2 separate regions of the Homo sapiens genome follow, and region 2 is linked to region 1. Evidence: read pairs that join two places in POLR2A ChIA-PET (ENCODE). Cell type or tissue: OCI-LY7. All regions are shown on one strand. Links, peaks and the distances in the headings refer to the core of each region. The heading gives the core; the rest is flanking DNA.

Evidence for each region. ChIA-PET counts read pairs that join two places held together with the same protein. Peaks named below come from ENCODE experiments on the same cell type or tissue, not always from the same donor. Only the 100,000 strongest peaks of a DNase experiment are listed, where the experiment ranks them.
Region 2: POLR2A ChIA-PET joins it to region 1 with 6 read pairs; 2 of 35 experiments call an interaction of 5 or more read pairs at or near these places.

What each region holds. Positions count from the first base shown.
Region 1 is chr3:49,180,108-49,189,764 of GRCh38, reverse strand. The region is part of intron 2 of CIMIP7 (ciliary microtubule inner protein 7); the gene reads left to right. Among named protein-coding and RNA genes, the nearest start is that of CIMIP7, 6.9 kb to the left of the region's middle. In OCI-LY7, for the core only: no CTCF peak of the experiment used is centred there; no DNase peak of the experiment used is centred there.
Region 2 is chr3:48,618,640-48,628,589 of GRCh38, reverse strand. TMEM89 (transmembrane protein 89) reads left to right here and starts at 6,821. Exons shown (of 2, transcript NM_001008269.3): 1 at 6,821-7,127; 2 at 7,563-7,831. The coding sequence starts at 6,834. The coding sequence ends at 7,748. It overlaps SLC26A6 (solute carrier family 26 member 6), which reads left to right. Exons shown (of 21, transcript NM_022911.3): 16 at 49-156; 17 at 552-644; 18 at 1,535-1,714; 19 at 1,905-1,959; 20 at 2,236-2,372; 21 at 2,590-2,867. The coding sequence ends at 2,604. In OCI-LY7, for the core only: no CTCF peak of the experiment used is centred there; a DNase peak (open chromatin) is centred at 4,419.

The DNA of each region.
Region 1 (9,657 bases), core at 1,658-9,657:
AAAGAGCCTCTAGAACCCAGGAAGTAAGCCTTGAGTTTTGCTGACAACTACCTTCACATTCAGATTCCTTAATGCTAAGAAAGCCCATGGTCCATTCCACAGCCAGCTTCACAGTCCAGGTCCTTAGAAATTAGTAGGAGGCCTCCTCTGGTCAGGGAAGTAGTACAGGAGGCAGCTGGTTACTGGCCTACACATTTGGCCAGGGAATACTGGAAAGGAGTGATGGCTGAGATAGCCTGGAGTGGCTATAGCAGGCTTCTGGAGAATGGGAAAGGGATACAGGGCCCTAGGCCCTTTACTACTTACAAGCCTGGAGACAAGGAAGGGGCACTGTGTATCATAAATCAGGGTCACAGCTGGGCGAGGTGGCTCACGCCTGTAATCCTAGCACTTTGGGAGGCCAGGGCAGGTGGATCACTTGAGGTCAGGAGCTCGAAACCAGTCTGGCCAACATGGTGAAACCCCATCTCTACTAAAAATACAAAAAAAAAAAATAGGCAAGGTGCGGTGGCTCATGCCTGTAATCCCAGAACTTTGGGAGGCCGAGGTGGGAGGATCACCTGAGGTCGGTAGTTCAAGACCAGCCTGACCAACATGGAGAAACCCCATCTCTACTAAAAATACAAAATTAGCTGGGCTTGGTGGCGCATGCCTCTAATCCCAGCTATTCGGGAGGCTAAGGCAGGAGAATGGCTTGAACCCAGGAGGTGGAAGTTGCAGTGAGCCAAGATCAGATAGCGCCATTGCATTCCAGCCTGGGCAACAAGAGCAAAACTCCGTCTCAAAAAAAAAAAAAAAAATAACCGGGCATGGTGATGCACACCTGTAATCCCAGCTACTCAGGAGGCTGAGGTAGGCAGAATCGCTTGAACCTGGGAGGCAGAAGTTGCAGTGAGCCAAGATGGCACCACCACACTCCAGCCTGGGTGACAGAGTGAGACTCGGTCTCAAAAAATGAAATAACATAAAAAATAAATAAATAAATCGGAGTCACAACAGTAACAAGCATACTCAAAACAGCAGAACTCGGAAGGGTATGTTTACAAAAGATTGCTTGTGACAGCCTCAGATAAAGGCATTCCCACAGGCTGGTAACAACCAAGTGGTTAGTACTACTGAGCCCAAAGGGGGACAAGGGGGAGGCATGGCTTCTGGAATCGAGAAGGAGATAAAGGTATGAAAAGGGTCACCCTGACAGGATCAGTGATCCTAGGTACAGAGACATAGCCAGGTGGGATGTGGCCTAGGAGGGAGCCAAGAGAAGAAACACCTCCTCTCTCTTTTCCTCCATGTCCTCCCAGGGTTCCCTGGTGGCCAGAACAAAGGGAGCCTAGTGTGGGGTGCAGTCAGGTCAGCCTCCGGAGCAACAACTGGGTAGAAGAAAGGCCCAGAGGGACCTGAAGGGGTGCCTAAAACAGGTACCACCCACTGCACCTTCTTGCTTCCCAGCCTTTTGCCAGGTCCTACTTGATCTGCCATCTGGATTTTCTATGAATTGCTTTCCCAGGCTGAGACCAGGGTCCTGAAGGCTGCTATTTTATGGAAACTGAACTTCCTTAGCATATACACTTGCAAGGGCTGCCTGCTACAGCCTACCAAGCCAGGCCCAGATGCAGCTCCATACTGCCCATCCAGGGCCACCTCCCTTTTGAGAGTGAAGGGATCTGGGAAGTACAGAAAGAGAAGCAACACAGAGACTTCCTGCTGTATGTTTGTCATTGCCCTCAGTGGCAGCTCTCCTCCCAGAGACTGGAACATCCTATCAATCTGTTAAACTCATTCCTCAGAAACAGACATGTAAGGGGCATGTTTTGGCTGCTGATCAATGTAAGGACTTGCTACATAAAAAATTTACTAGCATTATCAGCAGCCCCAAGTAGCATAATCTGTGTCTTGGATTCAGGTTATATAAATGTCAAATCTCACAGTTCTTTCTAGGTCTAAAGCTGTTTTAATTAATAGGACTGCTCAGAGAAGTTGCACATTTTCTTTTTGCACTGGCTGAGAGGTACCAGGTTTCAGCTGGCAGATTCTAGCTATTGTTTAAAGCCTTTCCAAGATGTAGCATCCACTCTCCTTTGGTTTGTAAAATTTTTGTCCATGACATACAGATGCAAGAAAATTATGGGTTTTTTTTTCATTTTTTTTCTAAAGCAGATTAATCTATTTCCAGCCGTCAACTGCCTGATTCTTGGGAAATATAATTCTGGTTCTCTTAGTTCCTCAGGTTGGACAGGAATCCTGTCTGGTTGGGTGCATGTTCTTCACCTGTGGTGCCATGATTGCTGGGCCCTTGCTGCCATCCCATCCCTCAGTTTGCCAAGGAGCTTCCTCTCTTAGTGCAGACTGCCCAGCCTCCACAGGGGCCCTTAGCCCTCCCACATGCAAATACTGCCCCTTCCAAAGAAGCCCACTTCTCTTCCAAGTCCTCTTAAGATGGAATCCCAGTCCTAGCTCTACCTGCTCAGAAACCATGGATTTTACCACCTCGTTGGAAAAGGAGCCTTGAATGATTAAGAAACAAAGATGCTAGTGATCATTCTTTGCAGGGCAAGAATACCCAGAATTGCCTGGGTAGAGAGGAAATGACTGTGCTTCTCACCAAGCTCCCACAGTTTTGAGAGAACAAAACTCATTGGGCGTCAATAAATTATCCTGCCACTATAGGAATAGTGAATTTCCAGTCAGAGGTGCCTCCGACAGGAAAGACATGTACATTCTAGGGCTAAGTGTAATTCAGTAGCTGAGGATAGACAATGGGAGAAATTTGGGGGTCAATTGAAACTTGCCCCAGACTCCTAGATTTTATTTTAATTGAAACTTTCATTGAAATAATTATCAATTCATAAGCAGTTGTAAAAAATAATAGAGATTTCTTTTACACTTTGCCTGGTTACCTTCAATGGTAACATCTTGCAAAGCTATAGTATAATATCACAACAAGGACATTGACATTGATTTAATCACTAAAGTTCATTCAAATTTCCTTAGTTTTACTTCTGCGTGCGTGCGTGCGTGCGTGTGTGTGTATTAAGAGCTATGGGCGGGGCGTGGTGGCTATAGGCTGGGTGCGGTGGCTCACGCCTGTTATCCCAGCACTTTGGGAGGCCAAGGCAGGCGGATCACGAGGTCAGGAGATCAAGACCATCCTGGCTAACATGGTGAAACCCCATCTCTACGAAAAATACAAAAAATTAGACAAGCATGGTGGCGGGCGCCTGTAGTCCCAGCTACTTGGGAGGCTGAGGCAGGAGAATGGTGTGAACCCGGGAGGCGGAGGTTGCAGTGAGCCGCGATCGCACCACTGCACTCCAGCCTGGGCGACAGACTGAGACTCCATCTCCAAAAAAAAAAAAAAAATTAGCCAGGTGTGGTGGCAGGCGCCTGTAGTCCCAGCTACTCAGGAGGCTGAGGCAGGAGAATGGCGTGAACACGGGAGGTGGAGCTTGCAGTGAGCTGAGATCGCAACACTGCACTCCAGGCTACACCTGTAATCCCAGCACTTTGGGAGGCCAAGGCGGGTGTATCACCTGAGGTCGGGAGTTCAAGACCAGCCTGACCAACATGGAGAAACCCTGTCTCTACTAAAAATACAAAATTAGCCAGGGTGGTGGTGCATGCCTGTAATCCCAGCTACTTGGGAGGCTGAGGCAGGAGAATTGCTCGAACCCGGGAGGCGGAGGTTGTGGTGAGCCGAGATTGCGCCATTGCACTTCAGCCTGGGCAACAACAGCAAAACTCTGTGTCAAAAAAAAAAAAAAAAAAGAGCTATAAAATTATAGCCGGGCGCGGTGACTCACGCCCATAATCCCTGCACTTTGGGAGGCTCAGGCGGGTGGATCATGAGGTCAGGAGTTTGAGACTGGCCAACATAGTGAAACCCCATCTTTACTAAAAATACAAAAAATTGGCAGGGAGTGGTGGCTGGCACCTGTAATCCAAACTACTTGGGAGGCTGAGGCAGGAGAATAGCTTGAACCCAGGAGGCAGAGGTTGCAGTGAGCTGAGATCGAGCCACTGTACTCCAGCCCAGGCAACAGTGCGAGACTCCGTCTCGGGGAAAAAAAAAAAAAAAGCTTTAAAATTTTATCACCTGTGTAGTTTTGTGTATCTAACACCACAGTTGACTGTGATGGTAGACCAACATCACAAGGGATCCCTGGTGCTGCTCTGGTTTTTTTGTTGTTTTTTTGTTTTGTTTTTGGAGTTCCGCTCTTGTTGCCCAGGCTGGAGTGCAATGGTGTGATCTTGGCTCACTGAAACCTCTGCCTCCCGGGTTCAAGCAAATCTCCCACCTCAGCCTCCTGAGTAGCTGGGATTACAGGTACCCACCACCGTGTCCAGCTAATTTTTTTTATTTTTAGTAGAGACAGGGTTTCACCATATTTCCCTGGTTGGTCTCAACCTCCTGATCTCGGGTGATCCACCTGCCTTGGCTTCCCAAAGTGTCAGGATTACAGGTGTGAGCCACCCTGCTTGGTCTATGTAATTTTTTTTTTTCTTTAAGACAGAGTCTTGCTCTGTCACCTAGGCTGGAGTGCAGTGTCGTGATCTCGGCTCACCACAACCTCTGCCTCCCGGGTTCAAGTGACTCTCCTGCCTCAGCCTCCTGAGTAGCTGGGATTACAGGCATGCACCACCACACCCGGCTAATTTTGTATTTTTAGAAGAGATGGGGTTTCTCCATGTTGGTCAGGCTGGTCTTGAACTCCCGACCTCAGGTGATCCACCCACCTCGGCCCCCCAAAGTTACAGGCCTGAGCCACTGCGCCTGGCCCCCATTTCTAAATCAATCAATCTTCCATTTCTAAAATTTTGTCACTTAAAAATGTTATAGGTCGGGCGCAGTGGCTCACGCCTGTAATCCCAGCACTTGGGAGGCCGAGGTGGGTGGATTGCTTAAGGCCAGGAGTTTAAGACCAGCCTGGCCAACATAGTGAAACCCCATCTCTACTAAAAATACAAAAAATTTGCTGAGGTTGGTGGCTCACGCCTGTAATCATAGCTACTCGGGAGGCTGAGGCAGGAGAAGTGCTTGAATCTGGGAGGCAGAGGTTGTGGTGTGCTGAGATCACGCCACTGCACTCCGGCCTAGGTAAGAGAGCAAGACTCCATCTCAAAAAAAAAAAAAAAAAAAATTACATAGGCCAGGTGCGGTGGGTCATGCCTGTAATCCCAACACTTTGGGAAGCCAAGGCAGTGGACTGCTCAAGGTCAGGAGTTCAAGACCAACCAGGGCAATATGGTGAAACCCTATCTCTGGTAAAAATACAAAAATTAGCCAGTGTGGTGGCACATGCCTGTAATCCCAGCTACTTGGGAGGCGGAGGCATAAGAACCTCTTGAACCTGGGAGGTGGAGGTTGCAGCAAGCCAAAATCACACCACTGCACTCTAGCCTGTGCTACACGTGAGACTCTGTCTCAAAAAAATAAATTAAATTAAATAAAATTGAAATGTTATATAAAGCTGGGCACAGTGGCTCATGCCTCTAATCCCAGCACTTTGGGAGGCCAAGGCAAGAGGATTGCTTGAGCCCAAGAGTTCAAGATCAGCCTGTGCAACATAATGAGACCTCATCTCTTAAAAAAAGTTAAACAATTAGCCAGGCATGATGGCATGCACCTGTGGTACCAGCTACTCCAGAGGCTGAGGTAGGAGGATTGCTTAAGCCCAGGAGGTCAAGGCTGAAGTGAGCCATGATTGTGTCACCGCACTCCAGCCTGGCAACAGAGTGAGACCTTGTCTCAAAAACAGTTATATAAATAGAATAATACAATATGCACCCTTTGGAGACTGGCTATTTTTGCAGCATAATTTCCTAGAGATTCATCCAAATTATTGTGTGTATCAATAGTTCATTTATTTTCATTTACTGAGTAGTATTTCCTTGGTACCAATGTACCAGTTTGTTTAATCATTCATCTGTTAAAGGATATCTGACCTGATTCCAGTTTTTGGCTCATACAAATAAAGCTGTTAAGAATATTTGTATATAAACTTTTGGTTGAACATATGTTTTTGTCTCTCTGGGATAAATGCCCAGGAATACAATTGCTGGGTCATGTGGTAGTTGCATGTTTAGTGTTTTTGTTGTTTTGTTTTGTTTTCGAGACAGAGTCTCACTCTGTCGGCCAGGCTGGAGTGCAGTGGCACGATCTCAGCTCACTGCAACCTCCGCCTCCCGGGCTCAAGCAATCTCATTACAGGTGTGTGCCACCATGCCCAGCTAATTTTTGTATTTTTAGTAGAGACAGGGTTTCACCATATTGGCCAGGCTGGTCTTGAACTCCTGACCTCAGGTTATCCACCCACCTCAGCCTACCAAAGTGCTGGGATTACAGGATGAGCCACCGCGCCCGGCTGCATGTTTAGTTTTTAAAAGAAACTGCCAAACTGTTTTTGAGAGTGGCTTTACCACTTTATATTCCTACCAGCAATGCATGAATGATCTGGTTTCTCTGCATTCTCACCAATACCTGATGTTGTCTCCATTTTCAATTGGAGCCATTCTGATAGATGTGTAGTGATATCTTATTGTGGTTTTAATTTGCATTTCCCTGATGTTTAATGATGAATATCTTTTTGAGAGGTGACAGCGTGCTGGCAGCCCTCACAGCCCTTGCTTGCTCTCGGCACCTCCTCTGCCTGGACTCCCACTTTGGGGCACTTGAGGAGCCCTTCAGCCCGCCGCTGCGCTGTGGGAGCCCCTTCCTGGGCTTGCCGAGGCCCGAGACGGCTCCCTCAGCTCGCGGGGAGGTATGGAGGGAGAGGCCAGAGGGGGAACTGGGGCTGCGCGCTGTACTTGCCGGCCAGCGTGAGTTCCGGGTGGGCATGGGCTCAGCGGGCTGCACTCGGAGTGGCTGGCCCCCCCGCCCCGGGCAGTGAGGGGCTTAGCACCTGGGCCAGCAGCTGCTGTGCTGAATTTCTCGCCAGGCCTTAGCTGCCTTCCCGCGGGGCAGGGCTCGGGACCTGCAGCCTGCCATGCCTGAACCTCCCCCTTCACTCCCTGGGCTCCTGTGCAGCCCGAGCCTCCCCAACAAGCGCCGCCCCCTGCTCCATGGCATCCAGTCCCATTGACCACCCAAGGGCTGAGAAGTGTGGGCACACGGCGCGGGACTGGCAGGCAGCTCCACCTGCAGCCCCAGTGCGGGATCCACTGGGTGAAGCCAGCTGGGCTCCTGAGTCTGGTGGGGACTTGGAGAACCTTTATGTCTAGCTAAGGGATTGTAAATACACCAATGGGCACTCTGTATCTAGCTCAAGGTTTGTAAACACACCAATCAGCACCCTGTGTCTAGCTCAGGGTTTGTGAATGCACCAATTGACATTCTGTATCTAGCTACTCTGGTGGGGGACTTGGAGAACCTTTGTGTCCACACTCTGTATCTAGCTAATCTGGTGGGGAAGTGGAGAACCTTTGTGTCTAGCTCAGGGATTGTAAACGCACCAATCAGTGCCCTGTCAAAACAGACTACTGGGCTCTACCAATCAGCAGGATGTGGGTGGGGCCAGATAAGAGCATAAAAGCAGGCTGCCCCAGCCAGCAGTGGCAACCCGCTTTGGTCCCCTTCCACGCTGTGGAGGCTTTGTTCTTTCACTCCTTGCAATAAATCTTGCTGCTGCTCACTCTTTGGGTCCACGCTGCCTTTATGAGTTGTAACACTCACCACGAAGGTCTGCAGCTTCACTCCTGAAGCCAGTGAGACCACGAACCCACCCGGAGGAACGAACAACTCCAGACGCGCCGCCTGAAGAGCTGTAACACTCACCGCGGAGGTCTGCAGCTTCACTCCTGAGCCAGCGAGACCACGAACCCACCAGAAGGAAGAAACTGGGAACACATCCGAACGTCAGAAGGAACAAACTCCGGACATGCCGCCTTTAAGAACTGTTAACACTCACCGCGAGGGTCCGCGGCTTCAGTCTTGATGTCAGTGAGACGAAGAACCCACCCATTCCGGACACATTTTCATGTGTTATTTGTCGTCTGTAAATCTTCTTTGGTTAGATGTCTTCATGTTTGTCCATTTTCTAATTAGACTGTGATTTTACTGTTGAGTTGAGAGACTTCCTTATATATTCTAGTCCTCTGTTGGATATATGGTTTATAAATATTTTCTCCCAGTCTGTAGCTTGGTTCGCAGTGGCACGATCATGGCTCATTGCACCCTTGACCTCTTAAGCTCATGTGATCCTTCCACTTCAGCTTTCCTAGTTGCTGGGACCACAGGTATGCACCACCACGCCTGGCTAATTTGTTATTTTTTGTAGAGACAGTGTCTGGGAGCCTTTCCACACTGCCCAGGCCGGTCTTGAACTCCTGGGCTCAAGCAATCTTTCCTCCTTGGCCTCTCAAAGTCCTGGGATTACGGGTGTAAGCCACTGCACGGCCTCAGCTTGCTTTTTTTTTTTTTTTTTTCTTGGAGATAGAGTCTCTCTGTTGCCAAGGCTGGAGTGCAGTGGTGAGATCTCGGCTCACTGCAACCTCCACCACCCAAGTTCAAGCAATTCTCCTGCCTCAGCCTTTCGAGTAGCTGGGATTACAGGCGCCCACCACCACACCTAGCTAATTTTTGTATTTTCAGTAGAGACAAGGTTTCACCATGTTGGCCAGGCTGGTCTCGAATTCCTGGCTTCAAGTGATCTATCCGCCTCTGCCTCCCAAACTGCTGGGATTATAGGCATGAGCCACTGTGCCCAGCCTCAGCTTGCATTTTGAGGAATGAAAGCTTCCCACCTTCTTGGAGTTTTCATTCTGCTTGAAGACTACCATCAGACTGTCTAAGGCAGGCGGTTCTAAAAAGGGAACTCTTTTTTTTTTTTTTTTTTTTTTGAGACGGAGTCTCACTCTGTCGCCCAGGCTGGAGTGCAGTGGTGTGATCTCAGCTAACTACAAGCTCCACCTCCCGGGTTCACGCCATTCTCCTGCCTCAACCTCCCGAGTAGCTGGGACTACAGGCGCCCGCCATCACACCCAGCACATTTTTTGTATTTTTAGTAGAGACGGGGTTTCACCATGATAGCCAGGATGGTCTCGATCTCCTGACCTCGTGATCCGCCCGCCTCGGCCTCCCAAAGTGCTGGGATTACAGGCGTGAGCCACCGCACCTGGCCTAAAAAGGGAACTCTTAAACACACATACAATAAGCTCTACTCTGAAGATTCTGGTTCAGGGATGGAGCCAGCCCCTGTATTTTATCTGGGGACCTGCTGTCAGCCATTACCTATACTCCCAAGCCAGCCAAGCCTGACCTCACCAGATCTGGCCACTTCAGGTCTACAGCAGGAGAAACTGAGTGACTGGAGAGGGAATGGCTCTGCAGGCAGAAGCCAAGCACAAAGGCAAGAAGGTGTTCTTGGGACAGATTCCTGCTGAAGTCTGGAGGCCTAAGAGATGGGCTTTCTCTGCATGGGAGTGGAGCAAGGCTCTCTAGCTCCAACTGAGCCAAAGTAAATGCCCTGGGGCCAGGACCTTCTGTCCCTGTTCATTAATTTTTTTTTTTCTGTTGCCCAGGCTGGAGTGCAGTGGCTCAATCTTAGCTCACTGCAACCTCTGCCTCCCAGGTTTAAGCAATTCTCCTGCTTCAGCCTCCTGAGTAGCTGGGATTACAGCCAAACACCATCACACCCAGCTAATTTTTTTGTGTGTTTTAGT
Region 2 (9,950 bases), core at 1-8,000, 560 kb after region 1:
CCCAGCTCCCAGAGAGCTCACCAACCCTTCTCTGATGTTTGCCTCCAGTGTGGTGTGGATGTCGACTTCCTCATCTCCCAGAAGAAGAAACTGCTCAAGAAGCAGGAGCAGCTGAAGCTGAAGCAACTGCAGAAAGAGGAGAAGCTTCGGAAACAGGCAGGGCCCCTTTTGTCTGGTGACCCCCATCTCCTGCCCCCTGTTCCCTGCCCCAGCCTTTCTCCTGGCCCCCGACTCCTCCCTCGTCCTCACTCCTCATCCCTTCCCCTTTCTCCCTCATGCTCCCAGGGACCCTGCTTCACTCCCCTAGCAGGTCCGGGCTCTAGGCAGCATTTTCTCTCCCATCATCTGAACCAGTGACAGTGAGAACCGTCACAGTCCTCTTCCCTTTCACGGCTGTTCCAGGAGCTTCAGCCTGGCTGCTGCAGGTCCCACAGCTTCTGGTCCTGGCCCACCCACCTGCCCAGCACCAGGGGGCATCACCAGGCCTATGTGACATGGCTGTCATGGCAGCCGGGCTAGCTGTTTCCCATTCCCTGTCTTCCCTGGTGTAGGCTGCCTCCCCCAAGGGCGCCTCAGTTTCCATTAATGTCAACACCAGCCTTGAAGACATGAGGAGCAACAACGTTGAGGACTGCAAGATGATGGTGAGACTGGAGGTGGGAAAGGAGGTGACAGCTGTGAGCTGCAGAGATGCAGGATCCACATGTCTCATGAGGAATGCCATGGACCCAGCAGCTGTGGGCTCGAGGGTGTTGCGCCGATGGCAGGAGGAGTGGGGAGGCTGGGTCAGATATTCTTCAGGGAGCGTCGTGATATGCCACAGAATCTAGGCTTAGATTCTCAGGCCTAGATGAAGACCTTGAATTTGTAGATCCCACAAGACTTCCCCCAGAGTCTGCTCATGGGTAGAGGAAAGGGATGGGGTATATGGGAGAAAATCAAGGGGTCAAAGGCAGGCGTGGTGGTACGCGCCTGTAGTCCCAGCTCTTCGGGAGGCTAAGGCGGGAAAATCATTTGAGCCCAGGAGCTCGGGGCTGCAGTGCGCTCTAATGGTGCCTGTGAATAACCACTGCATTCAGCCTGGGCAATGAAGCGAGACCCCGTCTCTAAAAAAAAAATTGAGGGGTCAAAGAGGATGCCAAACTTAATTAGAGACTGAGACAGGGCAGGGTGCCGAGGTGTCTGCATGCGTTTCATGTGGATGCCCGTGTCTATTCTGGCCTGCTCCTGGGCCCCCTCCCCACTCAGCCCTGGCTGATGAGAATGGGACAGGGACTCCCTTCTCGTGTCCCTGTGCAGCGTCGGCCCAGGAGGTAGCAGAGCAGTATATGCACATCTGGGTGTGCCCTCCTGCATGTCCCCACACATCTGTCATTCCTGTCTTTGCACACCTATGTGACTCCCGCATGTTTGTGTCCTTATGTGTCCCATGCATGCTCCCCATCTGACCTTGCGTGTTCTCGCGTGTCTGTGTGCGGCCAGTCCTGCCTTCACTCTCTCATGGGTGGCCCTGGCAGCATGTCTGGCTCCCCAGCAGGTGAGCTCAGGAGATAAGATGGAAGATGCAACAGCCAATGGTCAAGAAGACTCCAAGGCCCCAGATGGGTCCACACTGAAGGCCCTGGGCCTGCCTCAGCCAGACTTCCACAGCCTCATCCTGGACCTGGGTGCCCTCTCCTTTGTGGACACTGTGTGCCTCAAGAGCCTGAAGAATGTAAGGACGGGGGCAGGCCAAGGCCCCTCGAGCTTCCACACTGACCCTGTAATTTGCCCTGAGAGCACTCCCAGCCTCTGACTCCCCAAACCCTCAAAGCTCCCCTTCTAAACTCCCTCCCCAAGCCTGCCCGAGCCCCCCTCTGAGTCCCTGAGCCTCCCTCTGAGGCTGGCCCCCTTTTCCGCTACAGATTTTCCATGACTTCCGGGAGATTGAGGTGGAGGTGTACATGGCGGCCTGCCACAGTGAGTAGGGTGGGAACAGCAGGAGGGACCTGGGAAGAGGGTAGGATACTTTTGGCCAAGGGGTTTTCCAAGTAGCACAAGGAAAAAGTCTTTCTCTGGAACTGGAGGTCAGAGGTGTCCTGGGAGACAGGAGTCCAGGGTTACAAGTGATGTGGATTCAGCTGTAGCCTCAGGGGTGGAGGTCAGGGGTGATGAGGTCAGGGCATTCTGTTGGCTCCCGGGAGTTGAGTTCCTAGAGGTTCTGAGAGTCAGGGGAGGCCTACTTCTTGCCCACAGGCCCTGTGGTCAGCCAGCTTGAGGCTGGGCACTTCTTCGATGCATCCATCACCAAGAAGCATCTCTTTGCCTCTGTCCATGATGCTGTCACCTTTGCCCTCCAACACCCGAGGCCTGTCCCCGACAGCCCTGTTTCGGTGAGCCTACCTCTGGCCTGCCAAGCTCTTTTTTGTTAATCTATTGCTTGTCCCCACCCTGGCCCCAGCTCCAGGGAGTCTTTCCTGGTGGCCATGGCTCTGTCCCCAGTGGGCCCAGTGCTTTCTCCGCTGTCTTTGGATAAAGCTGTTCTAGGGGCGGGGGTTGGTCTGTGTCCTTTGGAAACTGACTAGAGCCTCCCCTCCTCTGCCTGCTCAGGTCACCAGACTCTGAACATGCTACATCCTGCCCAAGACTGCACCTCTGGAGGTGCAGGGCACCCTTGAGAAGCCCCTCACCCCTAGGCCGCCTCCAGGTGCTACCCAGGAGTCCCCTCCATGTACACACACACAACTCAGGGAAGGAGGTCCTGGGACTCCAAGTTCAGCGCTCCAGGTCTGGGACAGGGCCTGCATGCAGTCAGGCTGGCAGTGGCGCGGTACAGGGAGGGAACTGGTGCATATTTTAGCCTCAGGAATAAAGATTTGTCTGCTCAACTCCAGTCTCTGCTGTGGCTTGGTGGGGCCCTGGTGGTGGGTGGTCCACAGCTGTGGCTGCTGACCCTTCCTGTGCCCTGAAGGTGAGACGGGGCAGAAGGTGTAGGAAGGACTCGGGAGGTTAGGGTACAGAGCAGGGGAGCTGTGGAGGCATCCCCTGTTAAGGTCTCTCCCCAGCCATGCATAGCCCTCACTCGCTGTCTCCTCAGATGTGAAACAGTTGGAACCAGAGCTGCTTCTCAGGAATAATTTGCTCTCAGGAATACCCGAGAAGGTACAGGGCAGCGTGGGTGCCAATGGGCAGTCCCTGGAGGATACAGAGTGAACACCTAGGAGCAGCTGTTCCCCCACACTGCTGCTCTATGCTTAAGAATAAGCATGACCGGGCCGGGCACGGTGGTTCACACCTGTAATCCCAGCACTTTGGGAAGCAGAGGCAGGTGGATCACTTGACATCAGGAGTTCAAGAACATCCTGGCCAACATGGTGAAATCCCACCTCTACTAAAAATACAAAAGTTAGTCGGGCGTGGTGATACATGCCTGTAATCCCAGCTACTCGGGAAGCTGAGGCATGAGAATCGCTTGAACTTGGGAGGCAGAGGTTGCAATGAGCCCAGATCATGCCCCGCATGGGTGACAGATCACCTGGGCATGGTAGAACACTGTCAGCCAAGGAGTGTGTGTTGATTTCTGCCATTAAATGCCGACATCTGGGCATGTGACCCAGCAGGCAGTGGGGCGTTGGGTCAGCTGACAGTGATGGCAGGGGAGGGACCGGGTCTTAGGATCTGTCTGGGCCTCAGTGTGCTGTTCATCGGTAGAGCGTGAGTGGCTACAATTCTTGCTTCAGGGGTTGCTCAGTGAATATTAAATGAGTAGATGCCGGGCCTATAATCCCAGCACTTTGGGAGGCCCGAGGCAGGTGAAACCCCATCTCTACTAAAAATACAAAAATGAGCTGGGCATGGTGCTGGACGCCTGTAATCCCAGCTACTGGGAAGGCTGAGGTGGGAGGATCAATTGAACCCAAGAGGCGGAGGTTGCAGTGAGCTGAAATCATGCTGGAGGGAGCTGCACTCCAGCTCGTGTGACAGAGCAAGACCCTGTCTCAAAAATAAATGAGGAAATGCCAGGAAATGCGAAAACAATGCTGGGCTCAGGTCCTCTCCTCCAAACATGCGAGCACTGCTGTTCATCAGGTGCTGAGCAGGTGCCAGGCTCTGTGCAGGGGTCTGGGCACCATCCTGAGCATGGACAGAGGCCACCCTGCCCTTCAAATCGCAGAGGTACCCTTGCCTGGCTCTGTTTTATCATGGTCTGTATTGGTGCCTGGCACCATCACCCCCCACCCCCCAACTCATGGCCTAGAAGTTCAGCCCCAGGAAATAAGAGCTTTTATTTACTCTGTCACACCACGTCCTAGCATCAGAAATGGTGCCTGGCAGCTGCTCAGTAAATATTGTTTGAATGAAGCTTATATGTTGGAGAGGGCAGTTTAGACCTCAAACAGGAAATTGCAGGTAGTTAGAAATGCTTTGAAGAAAATAAAGCAGGGTCACGTGATAGAAGAGGTCATATGTTACCCAAGATGCTCATGGGAGGGGGACTCAGCAGGTGACCCTGGAACTGAAATTCCAGCCATAAGAAAGAAGGTGACTTTCTAGGCCTGGGGAGCTGTGGTGCTGGCAGTGGGGGTATTGAGGCAGGCCTGTGGGAGGCAGGGGCAGCATGAGCTGAGGTGAGAGGGTGGGGGGACCTCACAGTCCAGGGGGAGACTTTGGGCTTTGTTCTGACAGCGGGGGAGCTGCCTGTGGATTTTGATCCCACATCTTTGAGCACTCACCCAACTGCGATGTGGACTGTGGGGCTGCGGTTGGGTGTGGGGGACCTGCGAGTTTGGTCAGCCTAGAGAGGTGATGCCCCTGGTGGAAAGCAAAAGGTTTTAGGGGCCGTGTGGATTTTTTTTTTTTTTCTTTTTAAATCGGCTCTTGCTCTGTTCCCCGGGCTGGAGTGCAGTGCTGTGATCACCACTCACTACAGCATTGACCTCCTGGGCTCAAGCGATCTTCCTGCCTCAGCCTCCTAAGTAGCTGGGACTACAGGTACATGCCACCACACCCAGCTAGTTCCCCCACCTCCCCCCACCCAAGACGGAGTCTCGCTCTGTCGCCCAGGCTGGAGTGCAATGGTACGATCTTGGCTCACTGCAACCTCCACCTCCTGGGTCCAAGTGATTCTCCCACCTCAGCCTCCTGAATAGCTGGGATTACAGGCACCCACCATCATGTCCAGCTAATTTTTGTATTTTTGTAGAGACGAAGTTTCACCATATTGGCCAGGCTGGTTTTGAACTCCTGACCTCAAGTGATCCTCCTGCCTTGGCCTCCCAAAGTGTTGGGATTACAGGGGTGAGCCACCGCACCCAGCCCCAGCTAGTTTTTGTTTGTTTGTATTTTGAGATGGAGTCTCGCTCTGTCGCCCAGGCCAGAGTGCAGTGACATGATCTCAACTCACTGCAAACTCTGCCTCCCGGGTTTAAGTGATTCTCCTGCCTCAGCTTCCCAAGTAGCTGGGACTACAGGGGTGTGCCAGCACGCCCAGCTAATTTTTTTTTTTTTTTGTATTTTTAGTAGAGACGGGGTTTCACCATGTTAGCCAGGATGGTCTCAATTTCCTGATGTCGTGATCCACCCACCTCAGCTTCCTGAAGTGCTGGGATTACAAGTGTGAGCCACCACAGCCGGCCTTTTTCTTTTTTTTGAGATGGAGTTTTGCTGTTGTTGCCCAGGCTGGAATGCAATGGCGCGATCTCGGCTCACCACAACCTCCACCTTCCAGGTTCAAGTGATTCCCCTGCCTCGGCCTGCTGAGTAGCTGGGATTACAGGCATGAACCACCACGCCTGGCTATTTTAGTAGAGGCAGGTCTCCATGTTGGTCAGGCTGGTCTCGAGCCCCCGACCTCGGGTGATCCATCTGCCTTGGCCTCCCAAAGTGCTGGGATTACAGGCCTGAGCCATGGTGCCCAGCCTAGTTAAAAAAAAAAAAAAAGTTTGTAAGGTCGGGTGCGGTGGCTCACGCCTGTAATCCCAGCACTTTGGGAGGCCGAGGCAGGTGGATCACGAGGTCAGAAGATTGAGACCATCCTGGCTAACACGGTGAAACCCCGTCTCTACTAAAAATACAAAAAATTAGCCGGGCGAGGTGGCGGGCGCCTGTAGTCCCAGCTACTCAGGAGGCTGAGGCAGGAGAATGGCGTGAACCCGGGAGGCAGAGCTTGCGGTGAGCGGAGATCGTGCCACTGCACTCCAGCCTGGGCGACAGAGCAAGACTCTGTCTCAAAAAAAAAAAAAGAATTTCTGTTAGTTACTGGTTTCTTTAACTGTTTGGGACTTAGTTTCTTTTTTTATCTTTTTTGAGAAAAAATCTCACTCTGTTGCCCAGGCTGGAGTGCAGTGGTGCAATCACAGCTCATTGCAGTCTTGACCTCCCAGGCTTAGGTGATCCTCCCACTTCAGCCTCCTGGGTAGCTGGGACAACAGGCATGTGCCACTATACCCAGCTAATTATTTGTATTTTTTATGGAGATGGGGTTTTGCCGTGATGCCCAGGCTGGTCTCAAACTTCTGGGCTCAAGCCATCCACCTGCCTCAACCTCCCAAAGTGCTGGGATTCCAGGTGTGTGCCACTACACCCAGCCTAGGGCCCAGCTTCAAAAGGAGGTGCTCCCTCAGTTTGGGGCCAGCTAGGCCCGCTGGGACAGCAGGACCCAGAACCCAGGTCTGCCGTTGTCCTCAAGCCCTGGACTCCAGCCCCCTGACCACAGCCAGTTTCTGGCCAGGCTGCTCATGAAAGGCCATGGGCCTGGCTGGAACCTGCTGCCTTAGAGCCAGGCCTCTTCCCGGGGGAGGGGCGTTTGCCCGTTGCCAGGTGCCCGGGTTCCGGCCCTGGCACTAGCGACGGCCATGCTGCATGTGCTGGCCTCGCTGCCTTTGCTGCTCCTGCTGGTGACGTCTGCCTCCACCCACGCCTGGTCGAGACCCCTCTGGTACCAGGTGGGGCTGGACTTGCAGCCCTGGGGGTGTCAGCCAAAGAGTGTGGAGGGCTGTAGGGGTGGCCTGAGCTGTCCTGGCTACTGGCTGGGCCCTGGAGCAAGCCGCATCTACCCCGTGGCTGCGGTCATGATCACCACCACGATGCTGATGATCTGCCGCAAGATACTGCAGGGGCGGCGGCGCTCACAGGCCACCAAGGGTGAGGTGAGCACAGCTCTTCTTTCTCCCCCACAGCCCCTGCCTCAATATACGTACGCTCAGTGAGCCCGTCTTCCACCCAACCCTGCCCCATGGGTCCACACTGGCCTGTGGACCTCCCACACCCCCACCCCCAGCTCACAGCCCATTGTCCCTGTGTCCACACACCTTCGTGGAACCCATGTCCACCACCCACAGCCAGCACCCTGCCCCCAACTCTCCCCTTTAGTACCCCTGCTCTCATCCAGCCCCTGTGGGCCCCATGACCACTGTAGCCCACAACAGACCCTCGGTGATCCTCTATCACCCTGAGTCTCCCTCCCATCCCATCTGGGCACTGCCCCACACCCTACTCCCTGCTCCCCAGCTCCATCACTGCCCCTTGTCACATCTCCCTCTCTGCCCACCATTCTCACTCCTGCCTCTTGGTCCTGGTCTCAGCATCCGCAGGTGACCACTGAGCCCTGCGGACCCTGGAAACGGCGGGCCCCAATCTCAGACCACACCCTGCTCCGTGGGGTCCTGCACATGCTGGATGCCCTCCTGGTCCACATCGAAGGCCACCTACGTCATCTAGCCACCCAGCGGCAAATCCAAATAAAGGGGACTTCCACCCAGAGTGGGTGACCGAACATGTGCCTCTCTTTGCCTGACAGCCTGAGGTCCTGGGCCAGGTCTGCTCTTTCCAGGCCTGTCTGGACCGTGTGTCCCTTTTCAGCTTTTAGAGTCAGCTGACTTGGTGTCCAGGACGGGCGGGCAGGTGGGGCATAGGCTGGCTCACACTGCTCCATTGCCCCCACCAACTGACCTTTCCTCCCTAAGGATCCCTCCTGGAGACACAACTGCTCCTCTGGGCTGGGCGTGGTGGCTCACACCCGTAATCCCAGCGCTTTGAGAGGCCGAGGTGGGAGGATCATTTGAGCTCAAGAGTTCGAGACCAGCCTGGGCAACATGGCAACCCCATCCCTACGAAAAATACAAACAAACAAACAAAAATTAGCTGAGCACACACATAGTGGTGTGTGCCTGTAGTACCAACTACTCAGGAAGCTGAGGTGGGAGGATGGCTTGAGCCTGGCAGGCAGTGGTTGCAGTGAGCCAAGATTGTGCCACTGTACTCCAGCCTGGGTGACAGAGCAAGAACTTGTCTCAAAACAAACAAAAACTGCTCCTCTGGCCTGACCAGTACCTGGGGACTCCCTGTGTGATGGGAGAGGACTTACCAACGGGACAGGCTTGGGTGGCTCAGGAAGGGTTGCCCAGAGGAGCCAACAACCTGGCTGAGCCCTGAGGGGAAATGGGTGTGAGGAAGGGAAATCCAGGTGGCGGTCTGGTTCTGAGCAAAAGCCACGTGCTGTGTTTGGTACTCTCTGCACATGGGCAAGGTGGGCAGTGCACATGATAAAGGGCCTCAAGTGCTGAGTGAGGGTACTGGGCCTCTCCAGTGCACAGGGTGAGCTGAGGAGGGACCTGGTCAGCTGAGAAGAGGGGTGGGGGCAGTGGTGAAGCTGGAACCAGATGCTGAGGATCTCTGATGGGGGACTGAGAGCCCCAAGCCCCCATCACTGTGGAGTCGCACACCCTTTGGCTTCACCCATCCTTGTCACCACCTCAGGGAGGTGACTTTAGTCCTGCCATCAAACAGCAGCTGGCTCTGGCTTCCTTCTTCCCAGGCCCTGCAAGGCCCTCCCTTGAGAGGCCACTGCTCTGTCTCCAATAACAGCCCCTCCCCAGATTCTTGGCTCCAGCAGCCCCAACCTGGGGTCAGGCAGGCCGCCCTAGCTGCCTTTGTTTCTATGGCAGTCTCAAACATGCTCTAGTGCCTCAGCCGCCCTTGCTCTAAGGACCCTGGAAAAGAAGGGACCCTCACTTTAATCCCTTTCTCTTTCTTTTTCCCCTTTTTAAAAATTGTTTCTTTTTGTTTTTTTGACGAACTCAAGCAATCCTCCTGCCTTGGCCTCCCAAGTAGCTGAGACTATAGGCATACATCACCATACCCAGCTAATTAAAAAATATATATATATTTGTAGAGATGGAGTCTATCTTGCCCAGGCTGGCTTCAACTGATCCTCTTGCCTCTGCCTCTCAAAGTGCTGGGATGACAGGTATGAGCCACAGTGCCTGTCCCAGGTTCCTGCTTTAGAAAAAGGCAACAACGTTATGAATTCAAAAATGGAAGTGAATTAAAATAATGAGAAAAGAAATGATGATACTTTTTTTTGAAAACTTTTTTTTTAAATTGACAAATACTACAATACTAAATCCAGAAAAATAACATAACTTGTGGCAACTTCCTGACATATTTCTAATACCTTGGTCCCCTACATGGTCTGGCTTCTTACTCTGAAGGCCTCTACAGAGGACAAGGATTTTGTGATTTTTGGGGGAGATATTTTCCATACAGAGAAAAGATACTTCAGTCTTCCTCCTAACATGGTTGAAATTTGTGTTTTAATTATTGGTAGTTTAGGAAAGTTAAACTTCCTAATCTGTTGTTGACGGTGCCATACAAATGTTCTGGATTGTTGTAAAATTTGAGAAACTGTCATCAGCCTTCTTTCATATAGGAACTATGAAATTTGGAAGAATTTTCCACAGACGAGGTTCTGGCTCCACGCATTTCAAACCTTGTTTTCCTTCCATGGCTCACAGTTTTCCCAGCACTGGGTGCCGTGGGGCATGTCCTTAAGGCAATAGGACTTTGCACTTCTGTCCTTACCCAGCAGGATTTTCCTACGAGCCACATTCCTAGTTTATTCTAGAACAAGACCAATAAACTAACTTTACACAAGGGTGGAGCAAACCACATAAATATGTCCCTCTTAACCT